Linked DNA regions of Mus musculus: region 1 is linked to region 2. A link is a loop called in an ENCODE intact Hi-C map of the cell type or tissue named here. Cell type or tissue: gastrocnemius. All regions are shown on one strand. Each heading gives the region's core, and the rest is flanking DNA. Links, peaks and the distances in the headings are about the cores only.

Region 1 (7,972 bases), core at 1,667-6,666, 70 kb before region 2:
TCTTAACCACAGAGCCATCTCTCCACTCCTATAGCAACTCGTATAAAGGAAAGTAATTGGGGCTGGCTTACAGTTCTGAGGTTTTAGTTCATTATCATCATGATGGGAAACATGGTGGCATTTAGGTGGACTTGATGTTGGAGAAAGAGCTGAAAATTCTACATCTGGAACGGCAGGCAGCAGGAAGAAGAAAGAACTACTGGGCCTGGCTTGAGCATCTGAAACTTCAAAACCCATTCTCCTTGACATCTAACAAAGCCACATGCCCTAATTCTTTTAAATCCTATGAGCCTAGTGGGTCCATTTCTATTCAAACCACTGTACTATTTAAATATAATTTTTTTTTTAAGTCTGAACTATAGACTGATTTTTGTTATCGTCTCTTCTCTTCTCTTCTCTTCTCTTCTCTTCTCTTCTCTTCTCTTTCTTACAGTGCTAACCTTAACAGTTGAAGCATCTCTTCTAGCACATGCCTTGACTGTATAACATTAAACTTTACAATGGTCCATTTTTTCCCAAACCATAATTCTGTTCCACATGTTCCTTTTCATTGTAAACCTGTATAACTTGTTAATAACCATGACATAGACGCAACACTGTGCAGGCTTGACATTTTTTCTATACCCAAGAAATTAGTTCATTACTTTTTCATTAGCATTAGGCAAGTTCTTAGGACATGAGCAAACACCAGCCATGTTTTTGCCAAAGTTTTTTTGCCTCTTGCACAGTTGTTAGTATTGTTCCCTTCAGGGCCTGTTGAACTGGGCCAGCTTAGACTGTGCTGCCTTCAGAACTACTGTCTTCCAGGTTTTTCTGAGAGTGGCTCTTTAAGCTTTTGATTACAGCATTTAGATGCTTTTCTAGTCCAAAATTCCAGTCTTCCACATTCCTCAAAAAATGTAAAAAGTTAGTGAGTGAGTGTGTGTGTGTGTGTGTGTGTGTGTGTGTGTGAGAGAGAGAGAGAGAGAGAGAGAGAGAGAGAGAGAGAGAGAGAATACATAAGCATGGTCAGGTTCTTCGTAGCTACAGTCCACTCTTGATACCGACTTATGTACTACTCTTATGTTGCTGTAACAAAACATGGCCAAGGCTTATAGATGAATCTAAGTTTATAAAAGAGAGAGTTTATTTGGAGTGGAATCCTGGCCCCTTTAAATCACATTTGCAACAATTTTTATTTGTTTCTTTTTAGGAGCAGAATTTTTTTTTTATAAGATTTATTTGTTATATGTAAGTACACTGTAGCTGTCTTCAGACACTCCAGAAGAGGGTGCCAGATCTCGTTAAGGATGGTTGTGAGCCACCATGTGGTTGCTGGGATCTGAACTCAGGACCTTCAGAAGAGCAGTCAGTGCTCTTAACCTCTGAGCCATCTCTCCAGCCCAAAAATTCTTTTTTTTTTAAATTATTATTATTTGGGTTTTTAAAGATCTGATCTTGAAATAGGACCTCTCTAAAGAGCCCTGGCTGTCCTGGATTTCCCTATGAAGACCAGACTGGTCTTGAACTGACACAGATCCACCTGCCTTTTCATCCCAAATTCTAGGGTCAAAAGTATTTGGCACTTCGCCTAACTCTGAGCAGAAAGTTGTTTCAGTTGAGCTGGGTGGGGGCTTTCCCCGAGGGCGCCACTCCTTTTGCTCAGATCAGGCCTTGTCTTAATCTGCTATTTTTATCTGCACAAGTCTGGGCTCTAACATTGAATTTCTTCATGTTGTTTTTCTTTTCAAATTGTACATTTCTGTATTTGTTTTTGTTCTATTTGCTCCTTTTCATTGTAGATCTGCCTAAGAGTGATTACTAATGACCATGCCACATAGTCAACACCAAGGCTGGGCATGAAACAAATCCTGTCTTGAGAAAACCAAAACCAAACCAAACCAAACCAACCCACCAACCAAACAAAAATGGGAAATTTCCACTAAAGAAATAGTTCATGACTTTTATTGGCAGCTAACCTTTGCAGCAGCATCCACATGAATTTAGAGTCATGAAGAATACATGAATTAAAGGAGTTGTGAAATCTACCTGTGTCCCTCCATGGAGAGTCTGAGAGGCTGTGTGATACATGGATTGTTTTGGGGTCTCCGAGATGCCAGAGACATGAAATATCTGCTAACAAAGCACTGCATACAGGGAATGGAACATGCCCAGGAGAAGTGTGTTTCAGGCAGAAAAGGTGGAAGAACAGAGCCATCTAAAAGCCCTCTGACTCCAGACGTGAAGCTATGGGATCTGGAGTTTTCCCTGCTGGCTGGCTTGCTTGCTTGGTCCAGTATTTGCTCAACATGGCACCTTTCCTCCTTTTTGGAATGCGTGTGTGCACATACTGTACCTTTCTAAGCTGGGATTAATGTAATTTGCTTTTGCTTTTACAAAGGGTTACAAATACAGAAGAGACTTTGGACTTTTTTAACATGTTGAGACTATGAAGGACTATTCAGACTTTTGAAGTTGGACTGAATGCATTTTGCATTATAATATGACCAAGGGCATATGGGGACCAGGGAGAGGAATATGATGGCTTGAGTGAGAATGGCCCCCATAGACTGCTACAAGTGTGATGTAAAGGGCCCAGGATTCTATTGCAAACACACTTTCTTCTATAAACTTACGGCAAATAAGCCTGTAACCCTTGGTCAGGAATGTCTTTGTTCTGTGACTGATGGAACTGTTTGGGAAAGATTTGCCGTTGTTCCAGGAGGTGTGCCACTGGGCTGGGCTTGGAGGTGTATAAACATTCTTAGACCTTTAATCCCAGCACCAAGATAGCAGAGACTGGCAGATCTCTGGGATTTCAAGACAAACCTGGTCTACAAAGTGAGTTCTAGGCCAATCAGGGCCATACAGTGAGACCTTGTCTCAAGGGAAAAAAATTCTTAGACGCATGGATGTATATAATCCATGATATTGTGTATTAGTATTATACTGTATCGTCATTTAATGATGGTTAGTTGGTGGGTCAGATAAAGTGCATGCTTTAGGTAGGGCAAGCAGGTACTAGAGAAGAGAGGGTCCCTGAGCAGGAGCATGCACTCTAGAGCACCACTGGTTTTGAGCAGGCTTGCATTGCTGAAGTGGATAAAAGAATGCAGTAGAGAAAAAAAGATGAGCATTTCCCCCACATTCCCAGGGACAAGGCACATCCGTCTTGAAAAGCCTAACAGGTAGTAAGAAGGACTCTTCAATTGAAATCTGGTGTCAGGTCCTAGTTCCCGAAACAGGCTTACCCTGAGACATTTGTTGCTCCACTTTGTGTTATCATAGGATGTTTGGCCTTGAGATCTGAGCTTTGGGATCAAGGTTATGGTTATAGGAGTGGGGACCTTGTAGATAAATTGGTTCTTGTACAGTGGTAGTGTGGAGTACACATTGGCACAATGATACTTTTTTGCTATTTTAATTTCTTTGAGATGGCCCTGTGGCTGGCTTGGAACTTCGTCATCTTGCCTTATCTTCTCCATTGCTGGGATTACAGATTTTTTTTTTTTATATATGTGAGTATACTGTAGCTGTCTTCAGACACACCAGAAGAGGGCATTGGATGGTTGTGAGCCACCGTGTTTGTTGGGGATTGAACTCAGGACCTCTGGAAGAGCAGTCAGTGTTCCCAACCCCTGAGCCATCTCTCTAGCCCTTATGTAGAGATTTTTAATAGAAGTGTTTTTTTTGTTTTTTTTTTTTACTTTTTAATTCTTTTTATTTTTTTTTTCCATTTTTTATTAGGTATTTAACTCATTTACATTTCCAATGCTATACCAAAAGTCCCCCATATCCACCCACCCCCACTCCCCTGCCCACCCACTCCCCCTTTTTGGCCCTGGTATTCCCCTGTAATAGAAGTGTTTTTAATTGCATGAGTAATATGTGTTCCTTGCACAAAACTTACAGAATAGTGGGAAATTTTGTATTTTTAATTATTATGCTTTATTGTTTTTTCTTTTTCTGTGAATTTTTTTTACATAATTCAGTTTATGTTGTATACAGTTTAGAGTCTTGATTCTTAATACATTACATATTATTTGTAAATGTTTTTAAATAAAAGTATTGAAGATGTCATTTAAATTTGTATGCATGTATAGCTGTCGTTCCTGTAGCCACTAGATGGCACTCACCGTGTATCATTCTTGTGATCTCAAGTAGCTCTTGAGAAGTGAAGTTTCTAGGTGGATCTTAGGTTTTAATTTAAGGAAAGCAATGGTTCATGCTAGACCGTGATAAGCATTTCATAAACAGTAAATGAAGTCAAGGTGGAACATACTGTAATGGATATTTTTATAGTCTCACGGGGAAAGGGAGTATTAAACTAAGTGATGTAGCATAACACAGACAGTGGTAGGTATATTGGCAGTCAATTGTTCTTCAAATGGAGAAATCAAATGATGAGTTCTATATTTTAATTGCTAACCCTCATTTTTTTAATACTAATTTTTTCCTGAGGATTTAACGTGCTGTAGATAAACAGCCTGAATGAACTGAAAACTTGACCCATTTACACATATATGGGTATACATGCATGTGTGCATATAAGGCCAGAGGTTGAAATTGAGTGTCTTCAGTTGCTCGCCATTTTATTTATTGGAGGCATGGCCTCTCATTGAACTCAGAGCACTATGAATTTGGCTAGCCTTATCTCCACCTTGTAGGTGCTAGGCTCTCCCATCCACCTGGTGTTATGGGTCCTGAACTGTGGTTCTCGTGTTTCACAGCAGCCCTCCTACCTGCTGACCAGCTCCCAGACTCTTGGGCATTTTCATTGTCTGGATGCAACTGAATTTCTCCCAGTCAGAATTCATTGTGTTTTCAGGTGAGCATAGAAAAATGTTTGCTACATTTTGATATTTTTCATTATTTAAAGTTTTTTAAAATTTTTGTCTGGACAAAAAAATGAGAGCATCTTTGATTTTCTTCCTGTTAGATCCATTTGTATCTTTTAAAGTGTTTAATTCCTTCTCTTAAGTTGAAATGAATACAGTTTTGGTGCTGGGGAGATGATGTCTAAGCGGTTAAGAGTATCTACTGGTCCAGTGGAGGACCCAGAACATGAGACTGTTCCTCGCCATTTGAGATTGTCCCCATTGTGAGACTTGTTAGTATTTCTGACAGGACCATTAGTACATGTTAGAGACTTCCCCACCTTTTAATCTCCAATGCTTCCCTGTGTGAACAACGGTCCTCTAGGGGACAATGTTGATACTTTTGAGACCCACTGACTTAGTGTAGTGACTTGAATCTGTTATATTGTCTATGGTTTTGGTGGCACACGCCTTTAATCCCGGCACTTGGGAGGCAGAGGCAGGCAGATTTCTGAGTTAGAGGCCAGCCTGATCTACAGAGTGAGTTCCAAGACAGCCAGGGCTACACAGAGAAACTCTGTCTCGAAAAAAAAAAATCACAGTAGCTTCAGTGCCAGGGTCTTAAATACGGTAGGTTTTGAATAACTGAAACATGGGGAAGTTCTGGGAGTATATTTACTCAAGTGTATGTCATCAAGTGTGCTCTGCAGTATCCTTCATTTTCTTCCACTCCTCCTGTTTAGTAGCAGGCATGTGGGACCTTCTTCAGGGTTGTATTTACTTACTTGACAGCTGTGCAGTGTAATATGGTCCATAAAAATTACAGAAACTATAAAATGGAAAATTTTCCCATAATCATACTATTAGATCACTTGTTCATAGTTAAGTACTATATAATATATATATGTATATATATATGTGTGTGTGTACAAAATTTTAGTACTATATATACACATATACTTAGAAAAATATGTACATATGTATATATCACTAAAAATATTAACAAACGATCCACTAGTATGATACAAATATATTCCAAGGCAAGCTGTGTAGTCCAAGCTAGTCTTGAACTTAGATTCTTTTATCTACTTAAGCCTCTCAGTTGCTGAGAGTAATCTGTGTGCTAACACACCTGATTATATTTTGTTCTTTATGTTTTGATATTTAAAGTATGCCTATTAGCTGAGCATCACATAGATTTTCTTATATAGCTTTGGACTAATTAAATAGTTACTTTTTGTGGTGTTAGGTTCTCTAACTGAACAACTTTTCTTTCTTTAGATTGTTTTCATTATAACTTATCTACTTTCCCCCCTTTACAGTAGGTTAACAGAATGGTAATAATTTAATTAGTGGGTTCGTTGTATTCTTAGAACTTTTAATAAATTTACTAAATTAAGTTAAAGCTGGTTCACGTTTGCTATTGTTGACATACATAACAGAGCAGTGTGTAAAAGTATAAGCTTTAATCACTACACTACTAGACTACAGTAGAAATTAGTTTACATGTCAATGACAGTCCACAGTTCATTCTTTTTGAAGACTACATGGTCACCTTGTTCTTTTACCACTGTGTTGGGTTCTTATTTATGTTTTCTCCCCATCTTTGTTTTGAGTTAGGCTTCTTTTTTCCCCCATTGTATATAGCCCTTTATCATCAACTCAAATAGAAGGTATATGTTGTACAGCATGAGTAGTAATTTTCTATAACTAGAGATGTCTTATATCCTACAACAGATCATTTATAAATGTAATTTCTCTTATTAAAAAACGTCTACCCTTTTCTGCCTTTGTATAATTTGCAAAGCTAATCTGAAGTGGAGTGTATATGTGGAAGTCTGTAAAGAGTGCAAATTCCAGCTAAATGCTTTCAAATTCCAGCTAAATGCTTTACAAATAACTTTTAAAAATGTGTGCCTTTGCATAGAAGATAGCATGATATCAAAGAAAATGGGTAGAGAATCAAGAAATCAGGATTTGAAAACGAGTTCCTGATAATTTTGAATTTGGCAGAGGACCTACTCTCCAGAATGTGTAAAAATCAAAGTGAATAAAAGACTAACTTTAGACAAGAAAATTGTAGTCTGGCACTGTGTAGTTGTTCTCCAGATGTTGCTCTTTCTGGTACTATACATGCCAAATGGGTCTGCTTAGCTGTATAAACAATGTAAAAGTGTTTTCTTTATATAAAAATTTAAAAATTCTTATTTGAAGGATAAGTCTTATTTTAGAGACATTGAAATGAAATTTGGCTCATCTACTTTATAGATATTGTGTTTAGTCGTTTAGATTTTGCTATACTTCTAGGAGAAAGGTCAGCTTTTCTTTTACAGATTATATAGTTTTTTTTTTTCTTTGTTTGTTTGTTTTTGGTTTTTTTGAGACAGGATTTCTCTGTGTAGCCCTGGCTGTTCTGGAACTCACTCAGTAGACCAGGCTGATCTCGAACTCAGAAATCCGCCTGCCTCTGCCTCCCAAGTGCTAAAATTAAAGGCGTGCGCCACCGCCGCCCAGCTAGATTATATAGTCTTTAATGGAAAATTACTGCTTAAGGCTCCTTTGCCTTTTGGTGTGCTGGTTACTGATAGATGATCTCTAGGAAGGACCTTTATCAGAGATCAGAAGTGTAGTGTGTTTGCAGAGATTAAAGATCTTGTGTTACAGAGAAAACGGGAGCCGGGCGTAGTGGCGCACACCTTTAATCCCAGTGCTCGGGAGGCAGAGGCAGGTGGATTTCTGAGTTCAAGGCCAGCCTGGTCTACAGAGTGAGTTCCAGGACAGCCAGGGGCTACAGAGAAACCCTGTCTTGAAACACCCCCCTCCCCAAAAAAAAAAGAAAAGAAAATGGGAGAGAGGGAAAAAACCCCAGAAGGACAAAGGTAAAAGAAATGTTGCACGTGTTACATGCAAACAAACAAAACACACAAAGAAAAACTCGTATAAACTCTACAACTGCTTATATCAGCTTTCATATTTGTCACTACAGGGGACAATATGAACTCTTACTGTTACACATGGAATAGCACTTAGGAAATCCCACCTGTGTGCCCACCTGGTGTTCATGGCCTTCTGTGGTTCGTCTTGTGCAGGGTGTGCATGCTCTCATATTACAGAACCTACCAAAACATGACAATTTGGCGTAGTTCTTTCCAGAAGTTTCTTATAGTTTTCTCCTA
Region 2 (7,972 bases), core at 917-5,916:
AGGAGTTATAGGGGAGAATCATAACCAGGTTAGAAATGGGGCATGGGCATATAAAGGCCAGGAGAACAGTTAGTATGCTTTTCCCGGACAAGGCCTGGACTTGCACATGAAGAACTTCTTAGGGATCAAGTGGGGACGTAGCTCCATTGGTACACTGTTTACTCCCCATGCACAAAGCCACTGTTTGACCCCCTAGTATTGCTTAACCTTCTCCTGGCAGCGCTTGCAGGTAGTTCCACAGTGGGGGGTGGAGGCAGAAGGATCAATGGTACCAGGTCGTCCTTGGCTACATTGTAACTTTGAGCCAGTCTAGGATCCATGAGAGAGAGCCTTTCTCAAAGAAAAGAAAAAGTTCATGAGGCGGTGGTAAGAGTTTGAAATTGACTGGAGAGAGAGAGAGAGTGGAGCAGATAGAGGAGCAGATAGAGGTTGGTTCAAATGGCACCGCCTCTTCATGGTCAAGGAAGACACCTGAAGCTCTGTCTTCTTTTAAAACGAAATATCAAGTGGGAGTTCCAGCCCATAAAAAAAAAATCACTTAGTGGGGCAGGAGAGATGACTCAGCAGTTAAGAGCACTGACTGCTCTTCCAGAGGTCCTGAGTTCAATTCCCAGCAACCACATGGTGGCTCACCACCATCTGTAATGGGATCTGATGCCCTCTTCTGGCATGTAGGTGTACATGCAGTCAGAGCACTCACATACATTAAATAAATCTTTAAAAATTAATTCACTTAGCAGAGAGTGTATGTGAGTCTCAGACTGGAATCTCTAGCCCTATCATGTGCTGTGTCTGTCACTTACTCCCCCCTCCCCACGCCCCCAGGTCTCATTTGTTGTTCTTGCTAGTCTGGAGCTCAAGGCTCCCCTCTCGAGTGCTGGCATTAAAGACTTAAATATCATCATTCCTGGCAACCTTGAACTTCCTCTGATCCTCCTACTGAAACCTCCCCATGTCTAACTTTATTCAGTTGTTGATTGAAGTCAGCATTTTGTGCAAGGTAGGCTAGTGGATTGCCAGTTGAGCCACAGCCCTGTCCTATATTCAAGCATTCTATGTAAATGTAAAACTCAAGAGAACCACAGGAAAATTTAAAAGTTCATAAAAACTTTATAAAAGATCAATATGCTATGAAATCTTTATTTTTTAAAAGATTTATTTATTTATTTTATGTATATGAGTACACTGTAGCTGTCTTAGACACACCAGAAGAAGGAACCAGATTCAATTACAAATGGTTGTGAGCCACCATGTGGTTGCTGGGAATTGAACTCAGGACCTCTGGAAGAGCAGTTGGTGCTCTTAACTGTCAGATGGTGGTTGCTGAGCCATCACTCCAGTTTTTTTTTTTTTTTTTTTTTTGGTTTTTCGAGACAGGGTTTCTCTGTGTAGCCCTGACTGTCCTGGAACTCACTCTGTAGACCAGGCTGGCCTCGAACTCAGAAATCCGCCTGCCTCTGCCTCCCAAGTGCTAGGATTAAAGGCGTGCGCCACCACCGCCCAGCTGATATTTTCTTTATTTCAGTCTGAAATCTTTAATTTTTCCATGATAAATATACAGGCCATATTTTAAAAACCTGTGTTTTAGTGTACAATGTAATGTGACATTGCCTATATTGAATAAGTGAGTATTGCTCTTCCCAGAACATTTCACCATTCCAAGGAGAAACCCTGAACCTATTAACCGTGGCGCAGGTGGTAGTGCTACCTAGAATACAGGCTCCCCGTGAGCCACGGAGTGCGATGAGCTCCATGAGGTGAGGCAGTTATGGCTCCGGCTGCACAGCCTCCTCTGCTTCCCTGTGGGCGCTGAGTTGGGCCCTTGCTGGCTCCCTTTGCCGATGCGGAAGCTGAGGAGTCAGAACAGGAGACTGAGTGCTGAGTTATAAAGCACTCGTCTTTTGAGTTCTGGAGCTAAGTTGAAAGAGGATTTTGAGACACAAGGTCTCTGGGTGGGTGTGAGGTGACAGAGACGAGACAGAAGTAGAGGTTTGTCAGCTTGAATATGAGCGAGATCAAATAGGGAAGACAGGCAGGCAGAAGGCACACAGGTCTCAGAATTTGTCCGTGTCTCTGGTCTAAAGTTGTTGAACAGTATCAAAGATGCAATTTGGTTTTGGCCTGTTAACCACAGTGTTCTTTATGTTTACAATTCCAGGGCACAGAAATGGCTAAATACTTTGAATCTCTGGTCAGAAGCGACCCTTCCTTCGAAATTCCTGCTAAGAGGCACCTTGGTTTGGTGGTTTTCCGTCTGAAGGTACTGTGCTCTTGCATGGCTCCCGGAGAAGGATGCTTCTACTCCAGAGTTGAGGGGGTACTGAGTCTTTCAGACCAGTAAATGCTGGGCTTCATGGAGCCCTTACAAGCAGTGTAATGTAGGATCCAATTATTTTTGTTCTTCTTATAGGGTCCTAATTGTCTCACAGAAAGTGTGTTAAAGGAAATAGCCAAAGCTGGCCAGCTCTTTCTCATCCCGGCTACTATCCAAGACAAGCTGATCATCCGTTTCACTGTGACATCCCAGTTTACCACCAAGGAGGACATCCTGAGAGATTGGCACCTCATCCAAGAGGCTGCTAACCTTGTCCTGAGCCAGCACTGCACTTCCCAGCCGAGCCCTCGGGCCAAGAACGTCATCCCGCCACCGCCAGGGACCAGAGGGCTATCCCTGGAGTCAGTCAGCGAGGGAGGAGATGACCCAGCACAGGCCCGGAAGATCATCAAGCAGCCAGGAGCCAGTCTGGCGAGAAGGGAAGGCGGCTCTGATCTGGAAACGATGCCGGATCCCTTTGATGATTGCTTCTCGGAAGAGGCCCCCAACACCACCAAGCACAAGCTGTCGTCCTTTCTGTTCAGTTACTTGTCCGTCCAGAACAGGAGGAAGACAACGCGGTCCCTCAGCTGCAACAGTGTGCCTATGAGTGCCCAGAAGTCACTCCCCGCAGACGCTTCACTGAAGAATGGGGGCTCCTTCCGGGCCAGAATCTTTTCCGGGTTCCCAGAACAAATGATGATGATGAAGAAAGGTGCCTTCAAAAAGCTGATCAAGTTCTACAGCGTCCCCAGCTTTCCTGAATGCAGTTCTCAGTGTGCTCGCCAGCTACCGTGCTGCCCCCTGGAGGCCATGGTGTAGAGTCCTCAATCAGAATGCAAGAGTGCCTGTGCTTCAGGGAGTTGGGGAACCCCTCGAAATTGCGTGCAGTTTGTGTGCTTATTATGTGTGTGTGCATCTTGAGGGAAGCAAGCCCATTATTTTGATCATAACCTCACAGGGTCTTCGTGATCCACAACAGATTGTAACTGGGAAGTTTAAGCGGGCATGCTCCAGAGGTTGCAGGCGCTTGTGTGATAGAAGGGGCTGAGACGGTGGCGTGCTGTTGAGCTTGTAATGTGAAAAACAACTTAGAAATAAATTGTGCTTATATCTAAAATAAAGCATAGTCTGTGTTAATTGACAGCCAAAACACAAAACATTGATGACAAAGCAGGTACTGTGTCAGAGGTGCAATCCTGTGTCCCGTCTTGCTTTTCAGAAGGCTGAAGATTAAACACAAACAAACAAACAAACAAACAAACAAACATGACACTGTAGCTGTCTTCAGACACACCAGAAGAGGGCATCTGATCCCAATTACAAATGGTTGTGAGCCACCATGTGGTTGCTGGGAATTGAACTCAGGACCTCTGGAAGAGTGGTTAGTGCACTTAATTGCTGAGCCATCTCTCCAGCCCCTGGAAATTTTAATTCCAAGAAAGTAGAATTGAAGGATCCCTTGGTAGCAAGCAAGGAAAGCAGCTTGCTGTTTGAGACAGGGGCTTACTATAGCCCAGGCTGGCCTGGAACTCACTCTGTAGACCAGGCTGGCCTCAGACTCCCAAGTGCTGGAATTAAAGGCATGGGCCTCCAAGCAGACACCAGCAGTCTGTATTGTTAAAGTATCAATTCTCAAGTAACTCTGTGGCTTCCACTGTGCTCATGGAAAGCTTTATGAGGGAGGCAGAAGTGCTGTCATTTATAAACTGCCTACTCAGGCATCTTAAAAAAACAAAACAGCAACAAGGCTCAGTGATTCCAGTGTGGGGCTGGATACACACTTTCAATGTAGAAGACAAGAGTTTAATTCCCAGTACCCATGTCAGGAGGTCTACAACCGCTTATAACCCAAGCTCCAGGGGACCAAATGCCCCTGGCTTCCTCTGACACATGAACTTACATACTCAGAAACAGACACAGACAGACAGATAATTAAAAATGAAATAAATCTTAAAAGAAGACTGACTCCTGACTTCCTTTCCCAGAAATACTGGGCTGGTTGTTATGGGGGTGGCCTTGGGCTTTTGGGGGGGGGTGTTAGGTACTCCAGGTGATGCTAATATACAGCAATTTGGAAGACCACTGAAAACTCACTAGATTCTAAAAGGGTTAACATGCCCCCAGGTGATTTCAAGGCACAGGCAATTGCGCTATGCTGAGCCAGCCCTTCTCAGATTTGAGCCTGTGTATGACCCAGTGGGAGGGCTTATGAAAACTCACATTGCTGAGCCCACCCCACGGCGTTTGAATCTGGGTCTGGTGGGGGGGTGGGGGTGGGTCAGGGCTTTATGTTAAGAAGCTCCCAGGTGGGCCGGGCGGGGGTGGCGCACGCCTTTAATCCCAGCACTCGGGAGGCAGAGGCAGGCGGATTTCTGAGTTCGAGGCCAGCCTGGTCTACAGAGTGAGTTCCAGGACAGCCAGGGCTACACAGAGAAACCCTGTCTGGAAAACAAAAAAACAAAAAAACAAAAAATAAAAAAAAACCAAACCAAATCAACCAACCAACCAACCAAAACAAAAACAAAAGATGCTCCCAGGTGATGCTGCTGCTGCCTGTCCAAAACCACCGGTCTGTGGTGTTCTGTCCAGTTCTCTCAGTGGCTGCTAAGTAAAGTCAGTGAGCTGTGTAATTTCCCTCCTCAGCTTCCCATCCCTCCTTTTCCTCCCCTCCTTCAGGTGCCCCCTCCACCTCCTCTCTCCCCCAGGTCCACTAGGTTTGAAGAGGCAGCCCAGTAGGAGGAAAGGGTCCCGAGGGCAGTGAAAGTCAGAGGCAGCCCCTTGCTCCTGTTGTTGAGAGTCCCAGAAGAACACCGAGTTACACACGATAGCATACCTGCAGAGGATCTAGCTCAGACCCATGTAGGCTCTGTGATTATTGATTCAGGTTCTGTGAGCCCCGTCATGTTCTCCGTGATGTCCTCTGCCTCTCTGGCTCCTACAGTCCTCCCTATCTTCCAAGGGCTCCCTGGCTCTGCCTAGTGTTTGGCTGTGGGTCTCTGCATCTGCTCCAGTCAGCTGCCAAGGAAGCCTCTCCGATGATGGCTGGGCTAGGAGAGCCGTGTGCCTTTTTAACAGAGAAGTTTGACAAGGTACTTGAAGGGGTTGCTTTCAGTTTTTCTGTAGCGAACTACACATGCATATATCTGAGAGAAAAACATAAAAACAAGGTATGTCTTGATGCTGGGCTTTTCTTGGGTCTGTACTTTGAGGCCCTTACATGTAAGAGCTGAGCCTCAGAGTGAGCGAACCCAGTTTGGAGGATGCGAATTATGCTGAGTCAGCACAAATATGACCGGACCACAGAACCATCAGTAGGAATCAGAATCTGGATTTCTATGCAATGTGAGGCTTTGTGTGTGTGTGTGTGTGTGTGTGTGTGTGTGTGTGTGTGTGTGAAGACCACTGCATATAGGATATGACCTTATAAAATAAGAAAGATCAGTCTTTAAACTGGTTATTTCTCACAGGTGATGGCTAACCTATGCAAACACAGAGACTGAGGTCATTGCCTGATGTCTTCATTCACACGGTAGAGCTGTGGTACTGAACCTGAGTGGGGGATTCTGGGGGAAGTGGGAGGCTGAAGAGGCTCATCTGGCAGGGATCTGAGTTCATTAGCTCTTAATTTCTCCTGGATAATCTAAATAAGCATGGGTCAAGGGCAGTCAGAGCCCACCAGGCTACACTTGCAGGAGCTGTAATGTTCTGTCTAATGGTATAGGTGATATACCCCATTACCTGAAAAGATGCCCCCGGTGACAGAGTGGCATCATTGCTTTGACAGGATTTCATAACATGAAACTTTTTTTTAAATTAGGCATTTTCTTCATTTACATTTCCAATGCTATCCCAAAAGTCCCCCATACCCACCTCCCCCACTCCCCTACCTACCCACTCCCACTTCTTGGCCCTGGCGTTCCCCTACATGAAACTCTTAAAAGCAGTCTTGGGTTAAATTTCTCACTGGTGGATCAATCAAGCAAGGACAGGATTTTGTAATTTCCACGTGCTGACAAATAGCAAGAACCATTCCAAATTATTGGGAAAATGTACAAGGATGGGATATATCCATTCTCACTGGCAGTCCTGGAGTCTCTTATGCACATTACGTGCTCAGGAAATGTATATAGCTAGACATAATAGAGATAGTGATTTGAGTCTCAAGACTTCTTAGAAGTCACTGTAAGAGGGGAGGGAAGGGTGGGAAAGATGATTCAGTCATTTACGGCAAAAGCACTTCAACCTGAAAAAAGCTTAGAGTCACCAGAGACGATGGAGCCTAGTTGAGAAAATACCTCCATGAGATCTAGCTGTAAGACCTTTTCTCAAATAGTGATCAATAGGGGAGGGCCCGGCCCATTATGGGTGGTGCCACCCCAGGCAGGTGGTCCTGGGTTCTATAAGAAAGCAGCCTGAGGGGCTGGAGAGACGGCTCAGCCATTGAGAGCCCTGACTGCTCTTCCAGAGGTCCTGAGTTCAATTCCTAGCAACCACATGGTGGCTCACAACCATCCGTAATGAGCATCCAATGCCACTTCAGTGTGTCTGAAGACAGCGACTATATCCCCACATACATGAAATAAATAAATAAATCTTTTTTTTTTCTTTTTTCTTTTTTTGGTTTTTCGAGACAGGGTTTCTCTGTGTAGCCTTGGCTGTCCTGGAACTCACTCTGTAGACCAGGCTGGACTCGAACTCAGAAACTCGCCTGCCTCTGCCACCCAAGTGCTGGGATTAAAGGCGTGTGCCACCATGCCTGGCAAATAAATCTTAAAAAAAAAAAAGAAAAGAAAAGAAAGAAAGCAGGCTGAGCAAGCCACGAGGAGCAAGTCAGTACATAGCATCCTTCCATAGCCTCTGCATCCGCTTCTGCCTTCAGCATCCTGCCCTGTGTGAGTTCCTGTCCTGACTATGTTAGATGATGAACAGCAATTTGGAAGTGTAAGCTGAATAAACTCTTTCCCACTTGGCTTGCTTGGTCATGGTGTTTTGTTGCAGTAGTAGAAACACTAAGACAGGAGGATGATGAAATTAAGGATGGCTGGGCTACACAGTGAGACACTGTCTTGAATTCAGCCTGTATTTTGTTTTCTGAATAACTTAAAAGAGCTCGTCAGAATCTGATCAGAATTTCTTTCTTTTTTTTTTTAAAGATTTATTTTATTAATATATGTAAGTACACTGTAGCTAAGTACACTGTAGCTGTCTTCAGACACTCCAGAAGAGGGAGTCAGATCTTGTTGCAGATGGTTGTGAGCCACCATGTGGTTGCTGGGATTTGAACTTTGGACCTTCGGAAGAGCAGTCGGGTGCTCTTACCCACTGAGCCATCTCACCAGCCCCCCTGATCAGAATTTCTGTCTGACAATTGGTGTAGTGGCTGTCCCCATGGATGTCATTTTCACTATGACGCTTCTTTCTCTGTAGCTTCTGTAGTGGGTTGGCCTAATGCAGCTTGTATTCTAATGCTAACTGGGCCCTAAGGCTGGTTGCCCCAGAGATGAGAGTCCACTAAGACTCTAAGTAACCCAGCTTGGGGTTGGAGAGTGTGGGAAGAAGAAGGCGAAGCCACAGTAGGTTAGGATTCAAGAGAACGTGACCCTAAGGGTTGGAGTTAAGAGCAGCCCAGATGAAACATAGTAATAACTCAGGGTT

What was found. Peaks named below come from ENCODE experiments on the same cell type or tissue, not always from the same donor. Only the 100,000 strongest peaks of a DNase experiment are listed, where the experiment ranks them.
Region 1: a loop joins it to region 2, with 7 times the contacts of the local background. A loop is called at or near these places in 31 of 42 quality-filtered maps.

Annotation. Positions count from the first base shown.
Region 1 is chr2:126,659,826-126,667,797 of GRCm38, reverse strand. The region is part of intron 1 of Gabpb1 (GA repeat binding protein, beta 1); the gene reads left to right. Among named protein-coding and RNA genes, the nearest start is that of A630026N12Rik, 11 kb to the left of the region's middle. In gastrocnemius, for the core only: a CTCF peak has its summit at 4,101 (motif pointing right); a DNase peak (open chromatin) is centred at 4,108.
Region 2 is chr2:126,589,125-126,597,096 of GRCm38, reverse strand. It overlaps Hdc (histidine decarboxylase), which reads left to right. Exons shown (of 12, transcript NM_008230.6): 11 at 2,159-2,260; 12 at 2,411-3,438. The coding sequence ends at 3,136. Among named protein-coding and RNA genes, the nearest start is that of Hdc, 26 kb to the left of the region's middle. In gastrocnemius, for the core only: a CTCF peak has its summit at 3,120 (motif pointing left); DNase peaks (open chromatin) are centred at 2,686, 3,106 and 5,308; H3K4me3 peaks cover 761 bases; H3K27ac peaks cover 615 bases.